Linked DNA regions of Homo sapiens: regions 2, 3 and 4 are each linked to region 1. A link is a contact called in ENCODE Hi-C or POLR2A ChIA-PET data. All regions are on one chromosome and are shown on one strand. The core of a region is the stretch at or near the end of the contact, and the rest is flanking DNA. Distances in the headings are between cores, read along the strand shown.

Evidence for each region. Hi-C counts contacts between places; a loop is a spot of excess contacts on that map. ChIA-PET counts read pairs that join two places held with the same protein, here RNA polymerase II (POLR2A). Pooled maps may share reads with other maps.
Region 2: a map with no recorded cell type shows a loop between it and region 1 (6-fold over the local background). The contact joins the promoter of AMPD3 here to the promoter of PPFIBP2 in region 1. A Hi-C loop is called at or near these places in 2 of 37 single-sample maps with no recorded cell type and 4 of 50 pooled maps. POLR2A ChIA-PET finds 5 or more read pairs at or near these places in 1 of 52 experiments (OCI-LY7).
Region 3: a map of ascending aorta shows a loop between it and region 1 (5-fold over the local background). The contact joins the promoter of TRIM68 here to the promoter of PPFIBP2 in region 1. A Hi-C loop is called at or near these places in 2 of 168 maps with a recorded cell type or tissue (ascending aorta and naive thymus-derived CD4-positive, alpha-beta T cell) and 12 of 50 pooled maps.
Region 4: a map of CD8-positive, alpha-beta T cell shows a loop between it and region 1 (7-fold over the local background). The contact joins the promoter of WEE1 here to the promoter of PPFIBP2 in region 1. A Hi-C loop is called at or near these places in 1 of 168 maps with a recorded cell type or tissue (CD8-positive, alpha-beta T cell), 1 of 37 single-sample maps with no recorded cell type and 6 of 50 pooled maps.

What each region holds. Positions count from the first base shown.
Region 1 is chr11:7,511,654-7,515,890 of GRCh38, forward strand. PPFIBP2 (PPFIB scaffold protein 2) reads left to right here and starts at 2,346. Exons shown (of 24, transcript NM_003621.5): 1 at 2,346-2,468. LOC124902806 (leucine-rich repeat extensin-like protein 5) reads right to left here. Exons shown (of 4, transcript XM_047428005.1): 2 at 2,465-2,952; 3 at 470-2,387. The coding sequence ends at 1,557. RefSeq lists an enhancer at 1,122-1,241 and a silencer at 1,912-2,441.
Region 2 is chr11:10,452,277-10,456,513 of GRCh38, forward strand. It overlaps AMPD3 (adenosine monophosphate deaminase 3), which reads left to right and starts at 2,988. Exons shown (of 15, transcript NM_001025389.2): 1 at 2,988-3,172. RefSeq lists an enhancer at 3,863-3,912.
Region 3 is chr11:4,606,187-4,610,423 of GRCh38, forward strand. It overlaps TRIM68 (tripartite motif containing 68), which reads right to left and starts at 2,045. Exons shown (of 7, transcript NM_018073.8): 1 at 1,841-2,045. RefSeq lists silencers at 1,610-1,689, 2,000-2,209.
Region 4 is chr11:9,571,220-9,575,456 of GRCh38, forward strand. WEE1 (WEE1 G2 checkpoint kinase) reads left to right here and starts at 2,451. Exons shown (of 11, transcript NM_003390.4): 1 at 2,451-3,290. The coding sequence starts at 2,715. RefSeq lists an enhancer at 1,677-2,529 and silencers at 2,104-2,453, 2,474-2,683, 2,974-3,073.

The DNA.
Region 1 (4,237 bases), core at 1,096-3,595:
GGTCACATGAGAAGGTTTGCTTTGTGTGCTTGCAGCTGTTTTCCTGTCTTTGCCAAGCCCAGGCTGGGACCATAGGCAGTGAAGAGAAAATGTTTTTTTCCATAGCATTTGAGTAGATATTTGGCAGAAGGGAATTACTCAACCCATGGATACAGTGTAATTACCCACAGTTCTAACAGAATGGTACAGAGAGGCCAAATCCTTTGTGGAATGAGACAGGTATGAATAAATAAATGTGATATTACCTGCCCTATTACCTACCTATTTCACAGATAGAAGGAATGTGGGCTGCCTCACAGAGGATAGTGGGGTAGATTTATCAATAGGAGTGAGTCCTGCAACCATAGTTCCTTTGGAGGCACAGAGGGGAGGTTGCCTGAAATGTGCTGTCTAGATTCCACCTGGGATATGATTTGATTGACAGCTCTGCAGGGCACATCTGCCCCAAACAACTCACCTTGGTACCTACCTTAAATCCCTGCAGCTCGAATCACTCTTTTAGGTCAAGACATTTTCTCCAGGAAGCCCCTGTTAAGGGACCACTTTGCTTCTTGTGAGCCAGCGCAGGTCAGTATGCAGGCCTGGGAATGGGGTTTCTTTCAGGTGAACGTTTTAGCTCTGGGGTCTTGTTGGATTTAAGTGAAGACTGACATCGACATGGCCTACATCAGTGGTTCTTAAACTTTGTTGCACATAAGAATCACCTGCGGAGTTTTAACAGTCCTCATGCCGTGGCCATATCCCCAAGACCATTAAATCAGAACCTCTGGGGATGGATCGAGATATCAGTATTTTTAAAGTTCCTTCCCGCAAGTTGGTTCCAAAGTGCAAAGAAGCTCCAGAGCCGGTGACTTAGAACATTTAAAAAGGTAACTGTATCAATTTAAGAACAGGCTAGCAGTTTCTGGGGGCGGAGGTAAGGGGAGTGGCTCCGCTAGGGCAATAAAGGGTGGGATTCGGAAACAGCCATGACCTTGTGTGAACTGTGGCAGCCTGCGTCTACAAAAGTCGCTCTGCTGCTATTTTAAGGAAGTGAAAGAGAACTGAAGGGTGTCCTGTTGTAACACAACTCTTGCGGGCCCCAGCCTTCCCCTGCTGGCTGTGCTTTGGTCTGCTGCTGGCCAGGTTCCCGCAGTGACCACACGTCTCATATTTGCCAGGGTGGGTTAGGTTCTGTTCACATGTAAAATTCTCCTGGGCCTACTGGTCATTTCAGACCGCGAGGGTAAATTTGGTTTGAAAAAGTTGTGTCCTGTGGAGTTTGTCGACACTCCAGCCTGTAGAGAACTAAAGGCTAGGGCTGTGGTGACTCCTGCCAGAGCTGGGGACTATGCCGAGTCCCTGGTGTCGCTGCCATCTGAGGCCTACAGGGATTTTAAACAGCTTAACAGCAGCCAGTCCTTGGAGGCCTGGGCAGGGCCACAACATAGCAGTACAACCAAAACGGGTTCAGGCCACACGCTGGAGGTAGGGGCTGGACCAGATCTCCAGCTTCAGTCCTCCCCAGTTCGAGAACCCATTCCTGTGGTCAGACATTGCCAACGCTTTTCTTGGACCTAAGGTCCCAGACCTTGGCGCTGGGCACAGGGAAATGCTTCCTGACCTCGGCTCTTCATAAGACAGAACTTTTGTTTGGTGCCAACCACTAGAGGGACCTCCACCCCAGGTTGCGAGTGCAGCGCGGCGGGACCTGGGATGATTCGGGGGCTTTCCGACCTGCTTAGGGAGGGCGGCTCAGAGACAACCTCAATTTTGCCTGGATTGCACGCGGGCCGAGGAAGTCGGGATGCTCCGAAGGGTTTCTGCTCTGGGAGTGCCTCTAATGTGGGTTTTCTATGCTTTCTCTCTTCGCAATTCTCGACACCGTTTCCTTCTTCCTCGCTTTCATTCCCTGTGACCGGAGAACGGCGCTGAAGGACTGGAGAAGCCCAGGAGACTGGGAGCCGGAGCGCCGGGTACCCACCCGGGCCTCCCCGCAACCGGAGCTGTGCGGAGGAGGAGGCGCGGCGAACGGGGCGGGGCTCCCGGAAGGGGGCGCGGTCCGCCGAGAGAGGCGGGGCTGGGGCCCGGACGCGCGGCCCAGGGGGTGGGGACGAGGCAGGTTCGAAGGGGCGGGGCTGACCAGGCCGGTCCCCCGGGAACAGGAACCCTGGTGGACGGGTCCCAGCAGGCTTCTTCGGTGCCCGAGAGGGAGCGGGTGCCCAAGGGGGTGGTCCCTGTGGCAGGTCCCGGGGTGGGGGCGCGGCGCTCCGGGAAGAGCCTTCCGCAGGTCCCCGCCCCGTCACGTGGGCGCCGGCCCCGGCCGCTGCGGTCGGTCCGCTGGTTGGTCGGGCGCTTGGTCCGGCAGTTGGTCGGTGGGCCAGTGGCCCGTCGCTCGCTTCTGGGCTCTCATGTTTGAAGGTGGGAGGGACACGGGAGCGGCCCGCACACCTGAGCCGCCCGGAGAGGAGCCTCGGCCCCGTACCCAGGTCAGTGGGCTCTCCCCACACCCCGGGCTTGCCGCGCGGTCGGGGTTGGGATCCCCGTCGGGAGCATTACCTAGGGAGTGGAGCGCCCCCAGAGCTACGAACCACGGGGACGTGTGGGTCAGTGTCTCTGTGAGCCCCGGAGCGTGTCCCAGGCTCGAGGACGGGGACCCTTCTCCAACTCCACTGGCCAGAAGCCTGGGAGGAGGGCAGAACTCCTGTGGGTTGGCTGCGAATCTCCACCCAACCCTGCCTGGGATCCGCGGACAGTCCGCACTCCTGCAGGTGCCAGCGTGGCCCTGGAGATGCGCAGGGAGGTGGGGTCCCTGAGTTCTGTGCGGCGCGTCCCAGCCCTGCTCAGCCCGGGGAGCAGCGGCGTGGACTAGGGAGCCTAAGGAGGTTGCGGAAGCTTTAGGTCTGTCAGCCCAGGCAATTCTCTGGTGGACACAGCGTGTGTCTAGATGCAGGGCCTCGGCTAAAGCCAGTTCTGTAGTGTAAGTGCAAAAATACAGCACACTTTTTAAAATCTAAAGCCGCCGCGTCCCAGTAGACTGCAGGATGGGGACGGTCCTATTTAAAAGTGGGCTCCCTCCTCACCTCATCACATCAGATTCCAGACCCGCAGTTTTTCCTCGGATGAAAATAAGATTATGTAACAAGAGAACAGAACTTCCAGCGTTTGGATAGGATTAAGACAGGCATTCTTGCCAGTGTTTAATCTTCTTAAAAAACGAATCTAATTATATTTTTACTTTTAGAGCAGCCAGATATTTGGTATAGATCCGTGTCCCTTTTCTATATTTTGGTCTACTTCCTGTCTTTCTCTTCGTCTCTCTCCTTTCTCAACCCCTCCTTAATTGATTGTAATACAAATCTGAAGTGTTTTCAAATTTGTAGTGTATTATGTGAAGTTAAATGGTCAACTACAGAAAAGTAGTTGGTTTTCGACATAATTCATCTTCAGCATATTCAGTCTTTCATTATTATAGGTGTATGGAAAGCTGTAAGTGTTATCTAATTTAGAAATTATTTCTCTTTGGCTTAAGAGAGGCAACCCATTTGTACTTTGCTTAAATTCATAGCTAAATAAATTTGAAGTGGGAGATGGGGATGATTGATGAGGTTTTCACTGATTGCATTTATCCATGTTTTATTTAACATATTTCAATTATTAGTAATACTATTTTAAGATTTGGTGATGTGACAGTTGTTAGCTTATTGCTACTGGAGAGATAAGCTGCTTACCATGATGCCTTCTTTACTGGGTAGCTAAGGGAGATGCGCTTTGACTTTAAAAGAGTAAGTGGAATGAGATCAATGACATGAAGGCGGTAGGAACAAAGTTATGGGAATTCCTGTCTTTCATCTGAGCAGGGAAATCTGGGATAATTTTAAGAAAGGGTGATGTGATGGACCTCAAAGGATCCCTCCTGGGGTTTTTGAGGCAGAGAAGGGTAGAGTGTGGCCTGGGCTGTGACAACTGTGTGGGCAGGCAGGCATGGACTCACCATGAGAAGTGGCCAGTGGTCCAGCTTGGCTCTTATGTCAAGTGCTAGTCAGGAAAGCTGGTGACAAGGCTGGAAAATAGTCCCAGCTGTCCAGTACAGAAGTCTGGACTTGGTCTGAAGGCACAGCAGGGGACTGACTGATGGTTCTGTGAACTTCTCAAAGTCAAAGACCTTGGTCCTTGACCCTCCCAATTCCTAGCCTGATACAGAGAAAATCCAGTAAATATTTGTGGAGTGCATGGTCTGACAACACTGTAGAGCAGA
Region 2 (4,237 bases), core at 1,738-4,237, 2.9 Mb after region 1:
GCCTTCGGGTTAACAGGGAGATACCCTTTCTCCCCTAAAGCTGCCCATTGGCCTCCATGATTCTTCCACCAAGTATAATAATCTCTTAGTTCTTCTGTATGCTGGTTGCATATCTAGGACAACAGACAATTGCTTTGGGCTTTTGATTTGTAAGGAACTGACTGGGGCATGGGAGGATGAGCTCATGGCTGGAGTCCTGGCTGTGTACAGTCACCGAGAAGTACCATTCATAGGGGAGAAGGATGTTCCTCCTCCTGATCTGGCTTCACATTTAAATATGTTTTCCTTCTTCCTGCACCCAGGTAATAGAAACTTGGGAGAGTGCCAGGCACATGGTGGTGCTCAATAAATAAGGTTGAATAAAAGGATTCAGTGTCTAGATAAAACTTCATGTTCATTTTCCTAGTTCTTCTCTCTCGTATCTGATATCATAATGATGATGACAATGATGTTGGCAGATAATGCTTATAAAACACATACTCTATGCCAGGTACCAGTCTAAACACTTCACTTATGCTCATTGTCATGGCAACCTATGAGATTGGCTTTTTATTATCCACACTTCATAGGGAATAAAACCGAGCCACAGAAAAGTTATTTAACTTGCCCAAGGTCATACAACTAAGTGGTGGAACAGGATTCAAATGCAGGGAGTCTAGCTGGAGTTTTTTTTGTTGTTGTTTGTTTGTTTGAAATGGAGTCTCACTCTGTCACCCAGGCTGGAGTGCAGTGGCACAATCTCAGCTCACTGCAACCTCCACCTCCCGGGTTCAAGCGATTCTCCTGCCTCAGCTTCCCAAGTAGCTGGGATTACAGGCGCCCGCTACCATGCCAGGCTAATTTTTGTGTTTTTAGTAGAGATGGGGTTTCCCCATGTTGGCCAGGCTGGTCTCAAAACTCCTGACCTCAAGTGGTCTGGCCGCCTCGGCCTCCCAAAGCGCTGGGATTACAGGCGTGAGCCACCACACTCAGCCTGAGTCTACGTTTTTAGCCATACACTCTACTCATTCCTGAGATTGCCATAGGTGGATTGATCTATTATAAATAGCTAGTTCACTTGTTCATTGTTTTATGCATTCATTCATTCAACAAATACTTGCTGAATGTCGACCATATTTCAGGTATGGGGATACAACTGTGAATGAGACAGGCGAGATTTGTCATGGAGCTGGTATTTAGCAAGTGAATCCCCTTTGTCCAACTCCTTGTGTGAGTCACACACACCTCACAAATGAGAAGAAAAATGAACCCCTCTATGCAAGCTCATGCCTGGCTTTTGGGGAGGAGAGTGATATCTTTCTTTTTCTTTTTCTTTTTTTTTTTCTTGAGATAAAGTCTTGCTCTGTCGCCAGGCTGGAGTGCAGTGCAGTGGTGCAATGTCAGCTCACTGCAACTTCTGCCTCCTGGGTTCAAGTGATTCCCCTGCCTCAGCCTCTCAAGTAGGTGGGACTACAGGTGCGCACCACCATGCCCAGCTAATTTTTTGTGTTTTAGTAGAGATGGGGTTTCACCACGTTGGCTAGGATGGTCTCAATCTCCTGACCTTGTGATCCACCTGCCTCGGGCTCCCAAAGTGCTGGGATTACAGGCATGAGCCACCATGCCCGGCCGATATCTTTCTTGATGAGACATAATTTGATTCCGTCCTCTCCTGTCTTTTAGAGTTTGTAAGGGGTGCTTAAGTGATAAAAGGGGATGCAGTCTAGTCTCGGGCAGGAGAAGCGGGCCCTGTATCTGGTTATCATAAATTGTCTTGATGTTTGTTCGAAAGGGAAATAAGGCTTTGAGCTTGGGATCAGTGCTCTTCAGTCCACAGAGACATCTTGGCTGCAAGAAGCAGCAACAAGTTAGGCTCAAGGTGGAATTGTGAGGTCCTGAGAAGAGCTTGCTCTTCTGGGACAGAACTGTATTTTTCTTCTAAACTGCCCATGTTCTGGGGAGTCTTCCCGCCTTTTGGCTTCAGCAGGACCCTTGGTCATTGTTACAACCTGTGTCATCTTAGTGGAGCTGCTGCTGGTTTCTGTCTGAACCCGATGCAATGGGTCTCATACCTGTAAACTGGGCTCCAGGAAGGCAGCTTTCTCTAAGTTGGAAAATGAAGACTCAAGGTGGAGGGTGTTTCCCAAAGCCGATACCACAAGATATTAATAGGTGTTTTTTTCCTATGACAGCAGTTCTAGGATGGTCAAATAAGTGCGTCGGGTTAAACAAAGTTAAGCAGCTTTCTTTACTGCAGGACTTCTCAGGTGTTGAATTTGCTAGTAGAAACTGTGCATGAATACCCATAAGGGACTACAGGATGCAGTGTTTTCCAAGCCTTCTGACCTTTCATGTTCTGCAGACTGCACTTTGAAAAATGCTTGTTTAGACTAAGGCTAGCTGGGATCCGGTTAAAGGTGCAGAATAAAATTCCCTGAACGTGTCGGACTTAAATCCTTGGGCTGGAATCCTCCCACTGCAGTCCCCACTCTACCTCCCCTTTCCCCAAAACACTAGCAGAAAAAGTCATCTGCCCCTCCTCCTTCTGGCAGAATAGTACTAAGGGCTTGGATTTTTTTCTCATACTGTAAGTTCATTTAATTGTTTAATGAATAAATATTACCCTCCCTCTAGGTTGCTTGTAGCCTGCTGGTTGCACTGTTTATGAAACAGCTGTGAGGACAGGTGGGCCGTAATCTCTGGGTAGCTAAAGCCCAGCAGCAGCCCGAGGATCATGTGTCAACCCTGTAATACTGCTCTGTGCACACAGGAATTATGATGTGAGCTCAGTAAGACACAACCTCACGATTGGACATGCGGAGGTGACTCAGGCCCAAGTCAGGGTTACAGCTAGCCTCCCGGTAAACAACTGACCCATCCTTCCTGAGCTCTTCTCCCCAGGATTTCAACAGCACCACAGAAATAGCCATTTTGCTCATGGTTATTTCCCAGGACCACAGGATTTGCCTAAGTCACTGGGAGGCTATGTGTCTGTTCTGAGCCTTCCCACTCTCCTAAAGGGCAGATGAAGATCAGAGCTTTGCACCCTGTGATGCCATTTTAATCAACCCTGCTTGGTTTTAGAGGATTGCTCCTGTGGGTCACTTGAGGCAGGCTCCACCTTCCCCAGGAGGAGTGGCAGAGTCCAGCCAGCGCTCGGAGCTGGAGGCCCACGTGGGAGCAGTGAGCGGCTGTAAGCAGGGGAGGGTTTGGGGTGGGCTCCGGTGGGTCAGTTGGGGTGTACTCCTTTTCTGTGTGTGTGGATGGGGGTGGGGGTTCTGGTAAAGCTTATCAGGCTTCGCAGTCACCTGTGATGTGGGCTTCCTTCTGGGAAGAAAGGAAGGAGTGGGATGGGGCTGTCAGCTTTTCATCCTAGCCTGCCCCTGTCCTCTGTCCGCCTCTGTGCTGAGGCAGTTCCTGCTCCCTGAGTCTCTGTCCTTTCCTGGGAAAGGTGGAAGCAGTTCATGGTCTTTCCCTTTCAGAGGAGGAGGGGATGGAGGGGATTGTATTAGCAACTGGGATTGAAGCTCCCCCTGGCAGTTATGGGGTGCCCTTGGGAGGGCTGCTTTAGGGGGGCTTTCTGAGAAGAGGCAGGTCGGGCTGTACCTGAGACCAATCCCCTTGATAAAATGCAGCCAGGCCTGAAGCACGTTCAGAACGGAAGCAGCAAAGGTGATGATATCGCTCGTTGCTACTCAGCTTTCAGGAGGAGGCTGGGCGTTAGAGGGAGGCTGTGGCTTATCTCCTGCAGCTGGGCAGGACGGCTGAGTTTACTGTTGTAAAGAGGAAGCCGCCGCTTTAGTTTCCTCTTGTGAGGGCTGTGAAGAGGGCCAGGACACTGCATTCAGGATACCACAGCCATTTTGTTTTGGATAACTGGGATTACCTGGGGACTTCAGGGCTCTTGGAAATTTTCCACTCATATTTCATATTCACGAGAGAATTTCCAGCCCAGGCTTTTCCTGCTCTGGCTCACTGCTGCTCACAGATATGCAAAACAGAGACCTCCTACTCCAGCCGGCAGACAGGACCCAGCCAGCTGCACGCACGCACTGACTCAGCTGAGCCTCCTGGGTGGCAGGCAGCACCTCACCCGGGTGCATCACTTGAGTGGCATCTTCAGGACCAGTCATGGAGCCAGGCTCAGGTCTGTGTCGGGGCTTCTGCAAGGGGAGTCTGGCAAGAGTAGGAACCAGCTTCCTTCGTATAACGAGGGGATTTCAGTGGCACTGGGCTTCCTTTCTGGAGGGACTGTGGC
Region 3 (4,237 bases), core at 795-3,294, 2.9 Mb before region 1:
TTCTGAGCTTTTAGTGATATGCTAGAAGCAGAGATGAAATAACATCCCTTGGAGATTAAAACAAAGATCATTTGATGATCATCACACCCATATTGATGAAATCACTACACCAGCAAGAAATCTGAGATTTTTGCCAGGGCCACATATGGGCATGGAACTTGGTCAATGGCAGGCTCTTGGCTCAGTTGGCAATATTTATTCATTCACTTTGCTAGTTTGTGTTACCAGCTAGAATCTATACAAGGAAGGGACATGTTGATCCTAGTTCCTGTTGTATCCTCAGCACCTAAACAGCACCTGCAATGCAGATATTGCTGAGTAAATATTTGTTGAATGAATTAACCAGCTAGACATAGGAAATAGTTCCTAAACCCAAAATCCTTTTAGCATTTGTGAGGTAAATTGAGAGCATACATTAATAATAAAAGCAAGCACTCTTTGAGCAGTTCTATGATGTGCCAGGCACTGTTCTGAGCACTTTACATGAATTAAGTTGGTTTATTTCACAACCCTAGGCAGAGGCCATTATTGTTCTCATTTTACAGATGTTTGGCTTGGGGCTCTGCCATCTATCTTGGGCAAATTTCTTAACCTCTTTAGCTTTAAGGTATAATACAAATTCAAGAGGAGAGAAAAATCACTGTGGTTTAGCGCAGTCCAGTAGCAGGAAGCAGGAAGCAGAGCAGTAAATCTTGCAGGACTCTGATATGCCATTGGCAGGGCATGCCTTCTCACTAGACTCCCTGCCTCCTGCTTTTCTTCCTCCCACTATCACTACCAAACTGTGGGATCCAGTATCCTAAAACCTCATTTTGGTAAATCACTAACTTACTAAATAATCTATCCTGGCTCCCGGTTAACAAGATCTCTCCTTGAAACAGCACCTGTGCCCAGCTAGGCAAAGGAATAAACTTCCACACACTCCCGCAAACCCCTCGTCCATTCAATCTACCTGACTTGGGTGCCTGCTATTCTCCCAGCTGAAAATGACTTCTACATGATCCTGCCTTTGACGTCATTTGCCATGTATTCGTCTATTGTCTTACTTCCCATACTAGAACTTTTTCATGTGGATAGGGTCATTGTCTGTTTTGTCCATTTCTATTTCCCCAGTGCCAAGAACAGTGCCTCAAATACTTGTTGAATACGTGAAAACTAAATGTAAATGTTGAGTTCCAACCGATAGTAGATTGAAAGTGGAGGATGTGTTAATATCCTTAGCTAAGTCAGTAGAGACATTAAGAGACACCATCTAAAGTCAATAAAACAATAAATGGAAGTTGATACCCATTATTTAAAGCTACAAATGGAAGACCTAAAATAGCGATGGAAAATTGACAAGATTGTGGCAGTAAGAAAGTAAGGCAAAGAAATATCAAAATGATAAATCCAGAAATACAGTGGAACGCATATTATTTTGATTTAGGGTGCTAAAAACATCTAAATGGGGACAAACTAAAAGTGGCAGCCTCTGCAAAGATCTGGGGATGGGTAGTTACTGCTCTTCAAAATAAGACCTGCTTTAATGTTTGACTTTTTATTATACATGAATTACTTTGAGAAAATTCAAATAATTAAACGTTCGGTTGCTTTGACTGTGCCTTCCGTAGGGTACAGCGAGAGTCTGAGAAGGGCATTTGAGAAGGGGGCGGGGCCTGGAAGACTTCCAGTTAGGACCCCAGCGGGAAGGGAGTCGAGGGGCGGGCGGTAACCTCCGGAGTCAGGGAGCAGCTCCTGGCCTGGCCACAGGGCGTTGGGCAGGTCCCCAGGACAGCGGGCGGGTGGGGGTAAAGTGAGCGTGCGGGATCTGACTTCAGAAAAGGCAGAGTTATCTACCCACCTCCCTCCTCGGCCCGGACTGGCGCTTCGCGGCGGAAACTCAAAGTGAAGAAGCCTGGTTCCGCAGCGTCCAATGGCCCAGCGTCAGAAGCTGCCGTTCCCGGCAGCTCAGCACTTAGGGCCAGAGAGCGGCAGAGGCCCAGAACCCAAAGCCCGGCAGCGCAGGCCCAGTAGCCCGCAGCTCCCAGAATACTACACCCGGCTCTAGGCCCCGCTCGCGGGACGGCAGCCAATGAGCGGCCGGCTGGGCCCAGGTTGGCTTCGCCCAGGGGGCGGTGTGTTTGTGGGGGCAGCCAATCACAGGCAGGGACCAGGGTACCCCTAGCCAATTGGTGATGAGACGGGGGTTTCGGCGCTTCTAGGCATGTCAATGTTTTTTCTCTACTTCCTGGGTTTTTCTGGTCCCTTCACCGACTCAGATTCCCTTAAACTGTAGAGGGTTCTAGGAGTTAGTTCTAGGATAGGTCAAAGGATTGAGGCTCCCAAATGATGCCGCTCAGGCACTGCATTAAGAGAGGCTCAGGTGGCTATTCATTTGCCAGTTTGACTTGTTAAACTCAGAAGCCTGAGATTGGCCAAGTCTGGTTCTGTGACCCATCTTAGCAAAGGGTTGGGCGCACATATGGTGTGGACTCTGCTGTTCCTGGCAAGATTCGCGACCTCTCATGGTTCCAGGCTTTAAATACTGGGTTCTTAAACAAAACAAAACAAAACAAAACAAAACCCTCTCTTTTTTCGTTTTTACTTCAGCAACCAGCTTGTCATCACTATTGCCACAATCCACTTTTAGAGTGAAAAACAGACAACAGAGACCGGGAGTTGATGGAGAAATGGAAACCCTGGTCAAAAATTGTCATTAAAAAAGGAAAAAAAAATTAAACAACTGGTATCCCTTCCTCACCCAAACACATAGACACATGCACGCACACACAAAAACTGTTACTTAAGACAGTGATATGGGTTTTTCTTTGTACTCCCAGGGCCTTGTCCTTCTCTTGACACTTAGGTTTTAATAAGCAAGTGAAGGCACCTCCTATCCGCATAGAAAATAACCAGGAAATCTTCCAATTGAAGCTCGGTTCCAAATTATATAATATCTTAATTGTTAGGACAGATACTCCAGAATGCTCATGCCAGTGTCTGAGCCCCGGCCATGGTTAAAATTCTGAAGGGTGAGGCCCAGAAATTTCCTGCAACAAATAGGTCTATGAGAAAAAACAAAAGTATCTTAGGTCTGAGCTGTACCCTCTGTCTCACCCAGTTTTGGAGAAATGGCTGCTCTAATAGAATAATGAATGGATTAATTGAAATAAGCCATTTTAAACATTTATTTAACATCAATTTTCTTGACAATATTTTACTGGGTGCTGGGATTACAACTATGGGACATATAGTCTCTGCCTTTAAGGAGCTGAAGGTCAAGTTGGTTGTACTGCTCTGGAATCTCTGTGAAGTTAAAACAGTTAATGGGGAGATCATTTTCATGTGTAAGGTGCAATTTGTAACTATGACGGACTGTCAAGAACCCTGGCAATCAGGGTAGCTGGGGGTGGGGGCTTGCGTTCATGTGGGGAAGGCTGGAGAGAGGGCTTTTGAAGACAGACCAGTTTACTTCCAAGGCATAGAAGCTTTCCTTTACAGATGTCTTCAGAATGTTTTGTTTGTTTCTTTATTTGTTTGCTGTGAGACAGGTGTGTCCAGGTGAGGCTCTGTCGTGGACAAATTCCACAGCTGTAGCTGCAGACCCCAACCCTCTGCCCTGAATCCAGGATAGACCAGGACAACAAGATGAGTGGCTAACTGTAGGATGGTGTCCATCTGTGCTCTAGGGGAGGAGTAGCATCAAAGGAGAAGCAAGAACTGAGAACTGTTTGGGGCACTGAAGAAGTAGGACTAAGGAAGAGTTAGGGGGTTAGTACAAATCTGAGGCCTGGTTTTCTGGAAAGAGACCAGAGACTGACCTTATTGCATGTCATACAACATGCTTGCTTAGAGACCCCTAATTTATTTTCTTCTCTTACTCTTTCTGAGGAAGCATGAGCCACACCCTCAGTTAGTTTTGTATAATCTTAGGCTTGATGAGAATATAATCTTAGTCTTGAAGGCTTTAAAGGGGAAGAAATAGCTGTCTGTGTTAGTGGTGTGTCAGTCAGCAGGAGAACCTGCTAGGGGTGGAAGGAGGAGGGTAGGAGTATAGCCTAGACCATGAGTAGATACCCCGCTCCACCTTGAAAGTCTCCTACTGGACCTCTTATGATGGAGTTAATACCTCCTGTTTCCTCTATTCCAGATTGTTTTCAGTTTCCAGAAGGCAAAACTGACATCTCCCAGGAGTCCAAGTAGGAGATTAGGGCCTCCCGTCCCTATCTACTCAGTGCTAGCCTTGGCTAAGAGAGAG
Region 4 (4,237 bases), core at 1,201-3,700, 2.1 Mb after region 1:
AAAAATGCAAATATTAGCTGGGCGTGGTAGCACACATCATTAGTCCCAGCTATTTGGGAGGGTGAGGTGGGAGGATCTCTTGAGCCTGGGGAGATCGAGGCTACAGAGCCGTGATTGCACCACTGTACTCCACTTTGAGACAGGGTGGACAGAGTGAGACCCTGTCTCGAAAAATAAAAATTTAAAAAAAAGGAGTGGCAGGAGGGGAAGTGTTGGAGCAAGGGTTCTGAAAATCACTCCTTGGCTTTGGCCACTGTGGATCATTGACTAACTCTCCTTATACAAGTCTAGAATTCTTGTCCTCCAAGAGCTTAAAATTAAGTTTGCATGACCATATAAAAAACACATTTATACACCAGTTAGCAAATGTTAGGAGAAAAGACAGCTGTTGATCCTTCACTGTGTCTTCAGTTGTGTGATCTCAGGAAATTCCCGATTTGATGTGTTAAGTACTACCGTGTGTTTCAAGAAAAATTCAGCTTGAGTTTATTTAGCCTTTGAAAAGCATTAGAACAACATATATGACAAAGTGTTAATATGCATAAAGTGCTAACAATAAGAAAAATAGGCAATAGAGATAAATGTAAATTATCATTAAACCCATGACAACTGTTCAACAATATGAATCAAAACAACAAAACCACATCAACGAACATCCACTGATGTCCTGAATTCACAGAGTGTGCTCTAATCCACTGCTAGTGAGAATGTATTGTGTTTCTGGAGGGGGAGTTTGCCAGTTTATATCCTTTGACTGAGGAATTCTAACTCCAGGGAGGTATCCAAAAGAGTATTTTAAAAAGGCCAGGCGCGGTGGCTCACGCCTGTAATCCTAGCACTTTGGGAGGCCGAGGCGGGCAGATCACCTGAGGTCAGGAGTTTGAGACCAGCCTGCCAACATGGTGAAACTCCGTATTTTGCATTTTGTAAAAATACAAAAATTGGCCAGGCCTGGTATGTGCTTGTAATACCAGCTACCCGGGAGACAGGAGAATCGCTGGAACCCGAGAACCCGGGAGGTGGGGGCTGCAGTGAGCCGAGATCGCGCCACTGCACTCCAGCCTGGGGCGACAGAGCGAGACTCCGTGTCGAAAAAAACCAAACCAAACAAAAAACATGGAGAAGGAAGCATATACACCACGGGGTTGTTTACAACAGAAAACTGGAAGAGGCCGGGAGCGGTGGTTCACGTCTGTAATTCCAGCACTTTGAGAGGCCGAGGCGGGCGGATCACTTGAGATCAGGAGTTGGAGACCAGCCTGGCCAACATTGGGAAGTTCGTCTCTACTAAAAATACAAAAATTAGCCAGGTGTGGTGGCAGCCGCCTGTAATCCCAGCTACTCGGGTGGCTGAGGCATGAGAATCGCTTGAACTCTAAAGGCGGAGGTTGCAGGTTGTAGTGAGCCGAGATCGTGCCACTGCACTCCAGCCTGGGTGACAGAGCAAGACCCCGTCTCAGAAAAAAAAAAAAAAATAAATAAACAAAGAAAGAAAAAAGAAAACTGGAAGAAACGTGTAAGTGCATTAAGGGACAGATTAAATCAGTTTAACGAAGCACTAGGGAAATTTTTTAAAATTGCGTTTGAGTTTGCCGCGAGCCGGGCCAATCGGTTTTGCCAACGCATGCCCACGTGCTGGCGAACAAATGTAAACACGGAGATCGTGTGCCGGGCACTTGGTTTCGTGGTGGGCAACTGTGCTGCTGTTTCTTTTGGCCGCGGACAAGGTCGGCAGAGGTGGACCCCTGCTTGGGAGAGCTCTTCTCGCTGTGCTGACACCCGCCCCTAACAGTCACCCACCCCGGGGAAATAATGGGGCTCGGAGGCCTCCTCCCAGCCAGTGTCCAGCCTAAGCACATCGGCTCCCGCAGTTCAGAAAGGTCCCGAGGCCCGAGTCACCATTTCCGGCTCAGACCTCGACCCTGAACGTGGCTGCCCACTGCCACGCCCACTACGCCCCAGTGGCTCGCCCCAGGGGACGAGGGGCAAGAAGCGGCCTCCGAGGGCAGCGGCCGAAGGCCATTCGGTCCCTGGCTCTTCCCAGCTCGCAGAGACCCGGAGGCGCTGCCCGGCCGCCTGCCCCTCTTCAGATCCCCCAGCACCGGAGGAGCAGCGAGGGGGGTGCGTCCAGGCCGGCTTTCGGGTCGGCTTAGGCGAATCCAGCTCTCTTTTGCCCCTCCCAGAAGGCCCAGCCCCGTCCGGGCGGTGTTCGGGCGGCGCCGGGCCGGGCCCCCCGCCGCCCCAGGCTCGCTCATAGGCCCGGAACACCACAGCCCGCCCAGACTTGGCTGGCGCCGAGCCGGGGGTGGAGCCAGCGGGTTCCCGCCAAAATCGCGTAGCTGGTCCTTCCCCCGCGGGCTACGTCGCGCCCTCCTTTTTTTTTCAAACCCGGAGCTGCACTGGGATTGGTGGACTGGGCACTCACGTGGTTAACGGTCGCGGGAAGCCGCGGAGCCCGAACCTGAGACTGGACCTGAGGAGACCTCAGCCTCGGTGCTCGGGCCGCCCCGCCTCTGCCGGAAAGTCCGCGCCGCCGCTGCCGCCACCGTCCGCAGCCCGAGCGCCCCGGAGCCGCAGGCCGCCGCCGCGCAGAGACGCCGCGGCTGCGACTAGGCGCGCCCAGCCGCACGTGGCGGACCCGCCCCCAGGCCCGCAGTGTCCTGGACCCCGCAGGCCTCCGCTCTCCTGTCCTCGGCCCCGTCCCCAGGGCCGCGATGAGCTTCCTGAGCCGACAGCAGCCGCCGCCACCCCGCCGCGCCGGGGCGGCCTGCACCTTGCGGCAGAAGCTGATCTTCTCGCCCTGCAGCGACTGTGAGGAGGAGGAAGAAGAGGAGGAGGAGGAGGGCAGCGGCCACAGCACCGGGGAGGACTCGGCCTTTCAAGAGCCCGACTCGCCGCTGCCGCCCGCGCGGAGCCCCACGGAGCCCGGGCCCGAGCGCCGCCGCTCGCCCGGGCCGGCCCCCGGCAGCCCCGGCGAGCTGGAGGAGGACCTGTTGCTGCCCGGCGCCTGCCCGGGCGCGGACGAGGCGGGCGGTGGGGCGGAGGGCGACTCGTGGGAGGAGGAGGGCTTCGGCTCCTCGTCGCCGGTCAAGTCGCCGGCGGCCCCCTACTTCCTGGGTAGCTCTTTCTCGCCGGTGCGCTGCGGCGGCCCAGGAGATGCGTCGCCGCGGGGTTGCGGGGCGCGCCGGGCGGGCGAAGGCCGCCGCTCGCCGCGGCCGGACCACCCGGGCACCCCGCCACACAAGACCTTCCGCAAGCTGCGACTCTTCGACACCCCGCACACGCCCAAGGTGAGAGCGGCGGGCGCGGGCACCCGGCGGCCGGGGCCGCGGCGCCGGAGGGGCCAGCGCCGCTGCCTGGGTTCGGTTACAGAAGCGGCCGGCCGCTCCCCCCTCGCTTTCCTGCGCCGCCCCCCAAAGTTGGCAGCCCTTGTGTTTGGCCCTGCCCCGAGGTTGTCCGTTGAGATTATGTAACTGAACAATGGGCCTCGTCTGGAACTTCATCTTACAAAGGGGCCGATCGGCCCGTCCGGGTGGCCAAGGATTTGCCGCCCGTTGAGTCCGGGCCGCCCCGAGCGTGTCAGCCCCGAGTGCGGCACCGATAACGCGGTTCGCGAGGATGCTGGAGGGTGCCGGCCCGGCCACCTGACACTCCCGAGCCATAGGATGCCTTTTAAACGCGGCGATCGGGCCTGTAATTTGGGCGGCGCGGGCAGAAGGAGTTTAAAGAAAAATAATTGTCCCGCCCTGATCGTGTCGTGTCGTGTGGCGTGGATGGGGGAAAGGTCTGGGGCATGCAGGGAGACTACGCTTGGACTTGGGAGTAAAGGCTGGCCTTCCAAGCATTTACAGTCCTACAGACTCATCCTAAGTCCAGGCAGTACTGAGGCCTGTTTCTGGACAAGGTCTTGGCCCAGCATTTGTTTTTATCGTGGGTTTGCGGTGCCCAGAGTTTGGCCGGCCTCCGTGTGATTAGGAACATCCTACCGTAGATAAGGTATCTTAAAGAAGGAGGTGTTCAGCACCTGTGTTTTGAAAGGCCTTCGAGTACTGCGCAGATGACCACTTTTAAAACTGCAGATTTTAAAGCTGATACTTCCAGAGATTAAGACAAGCCTCGCATTTGTAAGGTTAACAGGGAAGATGCACCTTTTAAAGTGAGTTTGTTTTGTTTTCAATGTACTGTTTGTCATCAGCCTAGGCAATCTGTGTGCTTTCGAGCTGTACTGTTTATTGGC